2 separate regions of the Homo sapiens genome follow, and region 1 is linked to region 2. A link is a loop called in an ENCODE intact Hi-C map of the cell type or tissue named here. Cell type or tissue: PC-9. All regions are shown on one strand. Each heading gives the region's core, and the rest is flanking DNA. Links, peaks and the distances in the headings are about the cores only.

The links. A loop is a pair of places that touch in the nucleus more often than their neighbours do. Peaks named below come from ENCODE experiments on the same cell type or tissue, not always from the same donor. Only the 100,000 strongest peaks of a DNase experiment are listed, where the experiment ranks them.
Region 1: a loop joins it to region 2, with 6 times the contacts of the local background. A loop is called at or near these places in 14 of 110 quality-filtered maps.

The regions. Positions count from the first base shown.
Region 1 is chr1:40,947,818-40,950,727 of GRCh38, reverse strand. No RefSeq gene overlaps it. Among named protein-coding and RNA genes, the nearest start is that of CTPS1, 30 kb to the left of the region's middle. In PC-9, for the core only: CTCF peaks have their summits at 1,425 (motif pointing right) and 1,627 (motif pointing right); a DNase peak (open chromatin) is centred at 1,717; H3K27ac peaks cover 472 bases.
Region 2 is chr1:40,590,693-40,593,602 of GRCh38, reverse strand. No RefSeq gene overlaps it. Among named protein-coding and RNA genes, the nearest start is that of ZNF684, 61 kb to the right of the region's middle. In PC-9, for the core only: a CTCF peak has its summit at 1,227 (motif pointing left); a DNase peak (open chromatin) is centred at 1,272.

The DNA.
Region 1 (2,910 bases), core at 208-2,707, 360 kb before region 2:
CTTTTATCTCTCCCCCTGCCATACTCAATATACAGATAAGAACGTGGAAGCCCAAGGAGGGGCAGTGAAGTCGAGGCAGCCTTCCAGGAACCCCCTCAAAGGATCCCCTCATGTCATAAAACTAGAAAAGACCTTCCTCAGCCAGGCACAGTGGCTCACGCCTGTAATTCCAGCACTTTGGGAGACCAAGACGAGAGGATTGCTTGAGCTCAGGAGTTGAAGACCAGCCTGAGCAACATAGTGAGACCCTGTTTCTACAAAAGATTTTTTTCTTTTCTTTTCTTTTTTTTTTAAATTTCCAACATTTATTTTAAGTTCAGGGATACAGGTGCAGCATGTGCAGGTTTGTTACATAGGTAAACGTGTGCCATGGTGGTTTCCTGCACAGATCATCCCATCACTCAGGTATTAAGTCCAGCATCCATTAGCTTTTCTTCCTGATGCTCTCCCTTCTCCCACCTCCCACCCTCCGACAGGTCCTAGTGTGTGTTGTTGCCCCCCCATATGTGTCCATGTGTTAACATAATGCAGTTCCCACTTGTAAGTGAGAACATGCAGTATTTGGTTTGCTGTTTCTGCATTAGTTTGCTGAGGATAATGGCTTTGAGCTCCATCCATGTCCCTGCAAAGGACATGATCTCTCTTTTTTTTTTTTTTTTTTTTTGAGATGCAGTCTCACTTTGTCGCCCAGGCTGGAGTGCAGTGGCGCGATCTCAGCTCACTGCAACCTCTGCCTCCCAGGTTCAAGTGATTCTCCTGCCTCAGCCTCCCGAGTAGCTGGGATTACAGGTGCCCACCACTACGCCCAGCTAATTGTTTGTATTTTTAGTAGTGACGGGGTTTCACCATATTGGGTAGGCTGGTCTTGAACTCCTGATCTCATGATTCGCCTGCCTCGGCCTCCCAAAGTGCTGGGAGTAAGTGCAGACATGAGCCACCATGCCCAGCTGATCTCATTCTTTTTTATGGCTGCATAGTATTCCATGGTTCTACAAAATATTTTTTAAAAATTAGCTGGGTGTGGCAGCACACACCTGTAGTTCTAGCTACTTGGGAGGCTGGGGCAGGAGGATAGCTTGAACCCAGGAGGTAGAGGCTGCTATGAGCCGTGATTGCACTGGTACACTCCAGCCTAGGTGACAGAGCAATACCCTGTCTCAAAAAAAAAAAAGAAAAGAAAAGAAAAGAAAAGAAAAAATAAAATAAAATAAATTAAAGGAAAGAGCTCCTTGGTCCTTGCGTCATTTTCCCTATCTCCTCCCTTTGCCCTCCCTCCTTACCTCACTCCCTGGCTTCCTTCCTTCTCAAGCTTCTAGTGAGCCCCTGCTCTGTGCCAGGCCCCTGGTGCTGGGGACACAGGGACAAACAAGTACTTCTTGCCATTCTTTCCATTTCTTGTGGGCTGTAGCACAGTGCCGCACATGCTATGTTATTAAGTTATCTCCACCACAAATGCCGTTTCCACCAGATGTCATTAGTGGCAACATGATCTACAGTCTCACTCACTGGCATTGCAGGATAGAATACAGCATAGCCCGCACCCACCTCCCCACCCCTCCAACCCTACCTACCTCTGCCCTTCTTCCTAAAAAGGGCAGATGCCATTTCCATTAGCCCTGTAGGGGGCACTGTCTGCCTCCTCCCTTTTTAAAAAAGGACCAGCTGGTAGACAGACTTCGTGTATCTGCCTTTTCTCCTTCATGCTTTCCTGCCATTCATGACTCATTGCTAATCAATTTTCTCTCTTCCTTGTGCCAGTTTTATAGCCAGGCTTCGCCATCTGCCTGGTGGGCGAGTTGTGTTAGTCTGTGTTTGTGTTAATAAATTAGTTCGAGTAATATTATCTGTGCTGGCTGCTAGGAATACAGACAACAGTTAGCCCTGGTGTCTGCCCTAGGGAAGCTCACAGTATGGGGTGGGAAGGGGAGGCTGCTATTCCCGCACTCTGCGAAAGGGCTGCTGGATAGGGTAGCTTTACTGTTAAGGGTGGGACTGCACTGTATTTAGGGCATGTTTACTATGCCCCAGTGAGCCCTGGGCAACACAAGGGCCCCTTTGGCTCTCTTGGCTCTGAAAAGGAAGCCAGGAGTCTTGGTGGGAAACCTCTAATAGCCGGGGGAGGGAAACGCTGTCCGGGAGAAAACCCTATTTGTTAGCAGTCTGGGAGTCATCTGTCCTTCCAGGCCGACTTTTAGTAACCATAACATCAGTTAAAATAATTTTTTTTTTTTTTTTGACACGAAGACTTGCTCTACTGCCCAGGCTGGAGTGCAGTGGTGGGAGCTCGGTCCACTGCAACTTCTGCCTCCCGGGTTCAAGCAATTCTGCTTCAGCCTCCCGAGTAGCTGGGATTACAGGTGTGCGCAACCATGCCTAGCTAATTTTTGTATTTTTAGTAGAAATGGGGTTTCACCATGTTGGCCAGACTGGTCTCAAACTCCTGACCTCAAGTGATCCATCTGCCTTGACCTTAAAATAATTTTTAATAAAGATGATTTTTAACATTGTTACAAAAGTAGTAATGTGCTCAATGAAAAAAATTTCAGTGATAGAGAAATAAAATGAATTTCAATCTTTGCCTTCAATCTGTCTCACTGTTAACACTTTAGTATGTTAATTTCCAGGTATACATAATAGATATTATAATCATATAGCTACATATGTGTATGTGTTTTTATAATCAAATATATGTGGAAAGAGCTAGAGAGATTATTGTCTTTCTTTTTTATTTTTTTATTTTTTGAGACGGAGTTTCACTCTTGTCTCCCAGGCTGGACTCCAATGACGTGATCTCGGCTCACTGCAACCTCCGTCTCCCTGGTTCAAGCCATTCTCATGCCTCAGCCTCCCGACTAGCTGGGATTACAGGCACGTGCCACCATGCGCAGCTAATTTTTGTATTTTTAATAG
Region 2 (2,910 bases), core at 290-2,789:
AGATAGCAGGAGCATAGTCATCTGCTGACACTAAACTTATGTGAGGCTGGGCTATTTTTGGTAAGGGGTAGGAGTTACAGGGCTACGTATCTTTTTTTAAGTATTCACTTTTACATTATGAACCAGGGAAATAAAAGAGATATAAAATGAGAAAATATTTTCTGATAACTGCCTGTCTTTGACCACACCACACATTCTAAAACAACTGAAGAATAATGTGTTTTTGAAATGTTTGAAACATGTGGCCCTTTTGTGCAGGACAGAGGGGCCCCAAAATTGGGACTTAGCCCAGGTGAGTTCTTGGCTTTGCCTAGGAAAGAATTCAAGGGCCAGCCAGTGGTGTTACACAGCAATCGTTTATTGAACGGTTCTGCTCCTCAAGGAGTGTATTAGTCAGAGTTCTCTAGAGGGACAGAACTAATAGCGTAGATGTATATATGAAAGGGACTTTATTAAGGACAATTGCCTCACACGATCACAAAGTGAAGTCCCACAAAATGAAGTCCCACAATAGACCATCTGCAAGTTGAGGAGCAAGGAAGCCACTAGTGGCTCAGTCCAAGTCCCAAAACCTCAAAATTAGGGAAGCCGAGAGTGCAGCCTTCAGTCTGTGGCTGAAGGCCTAAATGTCCCTGGCAAACCACTGGTGTAAGTCCAAGAGTCCAAAAGCTGAAGAACTTGGAGTCTGATGTTCGAGGGCAGGAAGCATCCAGCATGGGAGAAAGATGAAGGCCAGAAGACTCAGCAAGTCAGCTTCTTCCATCTTCTTCTGCCTGCTCTTTTCTAGCCTCACTGGCAGCCAATTGGATGGTGCCAAGACTCACAATGTGGGTGGGTCTTCCTGAGGGTGGGTCTTCCTCTCCCAGTCCACTGATTCAAATGTTAATCTCTTCTGCAACACTAGAAACACCCAGAAACAATACTTTGCATCCTTCAATCCAATCAAGCTGACACTTATTAGTAACCATCACAAGGAGCAAGGCTAACTCACAAGCAGTGCACCCAGAACCAGCAACCTATGGACTTTTGGCAATTCTGTTTATACCTACTTATACCTACTTTCAATTACACACAAATTCAGGGGTGGGTTAATGCAAATTGAGGGGTGCGTTATTTAGAACTTTCTAGGAAACAGGTACTAACTTTTGGGTCATTGCCATAGCATTTGTAAACTGTCGTGGCACTGGTGGGAATGTCTTATGCTAATGAGTAACGAGGACAGCTAGGGATGGCTTTTGTCTCCATCTGCTGGTTTCAGTGGTTTCTTCACTTTATCCTGTCGGCCAGATCCTGTTTTGCTCATCAGGGTTGTGACCAGAAAACAAGTCCTGCCAGTCTCCTGCCTCACTTTTATATGCAGACATATTAATGAAAAAAAAAAAAAACTAAAAGAGCAAGCAAATTAAAACTTGCCAGCTGGCAGGCAGAGGAAGACAGCGTCTGGCTGATCAAGTGGGAACAGGCAATATTCGCAATCCTTTCCTTACTTCAAGTGAGTTCTGTGAATTGTCTCTTAAATTTGGAACCCTAATTGGTGCCTAAAATATCTTTGTAAGAGATTCCACTCTGTGGCAGCAAGCACTGAAATGAACACTTAAAATAATAATAGCAACAGCGACGAGAAGAATGGCTAATATTTATGTGCTTGCTATAAGGTAGGGGCTATGTTTGGGACTTGCCATCATTTATCAGATAATATTCCTTTTAGTAGCCAGCCCCATGAGGGAAACGTGGAGACCCTCTTCTGCTCTCCCATCCCATCTTTCTTTCTTTTTTTTTTTTTTTTTTTTGTGACAGTCTCACTCTGTCGCCCAGGCTGGAGTGCAGTGGTGCGATCTCGGCTTACTGCAAGCTCTGCCTCCCGGGTTCACACCATTCTCCTGCCTCAGCCTCCCGAGCAGCTGGGACTACAGGTGCCCACCACCACACCCGGCTAATTTTTTGTATTTTTAGTAGAGATGGGGTTTCACCGTGTTAGCCAGGATGGTCTCGATCTCCTGACCTCGTGATCCGCCCTCCTAGGCCTCCCAAAGTGCTGGGATTATAGACGTGAGCCACCATGCCCGGCCCCATCCCATCTTTCAAAGGCTGTCCAGGGGTACAGGGTTGAGGAAGGGTTCGGTTTTTCCCTCTTGTTTTAAAAGGTGTCTGCATGCTGTCAGAGGGGGATATCAACAATACTGGAAAGAAGGTGAAGTTGAGGAAATCCTTCAAGGTAAACAGGGTGGGATCCTGAGCACAGATTGAGTCAGCAAGGACTTATTATTTTTTTTTTTTTTCTGAGACGGAGTCTCGCTGTGTCGCCCAGGCTGGAGTGCAGTGGTGCAATCTTGGCTCACTGAAACCTCCGCCTCCCGGGTTCAAGCAATTCTCCTGCCTCAGCCTCCCAAGTAACTGGGAATACAGACACATGCCACCATACCCGGCTAATTTTTGTATTTTTAGTAGAGATGGGGTTTCCCCATGTTGGCCAGGCTGGTCTCGAACTCCTGACCTCAAGTGATCTGCCCACCTCGACCTCCCAAAGTGCTGGGATTACAGGTGTGAGCCACCGCACCTGGCCTGCAAGGACATTTTTAATGGGCAGAGGAAAGAAACAATATTAGTACAGATGCAGGCACAGAGGTAGATGTGGTGGGAGGAAGAAGGGAGCTTCCTGGCTTTCCTTTGTGGTTTTCTTATTCTCTCAATAAAATATGAGGCAAAGTTATGAAAAGAGTGGGGTAAGCTGCAGCTGGTTTACAGAAAGGGGGAGAAAATTGTCATAATTGCTAACAACGACTGATTGAGTGCTTTTTTTTCTTTTTTGAGGTGGAGTCTCCCTCTGTCACCCAGGCTAGAATGCCGTGGCACGATATCGGCTCACTGCAACCTCTGCCTCCCGGGTTCAAGCAATTCTCCTGCCGCAGC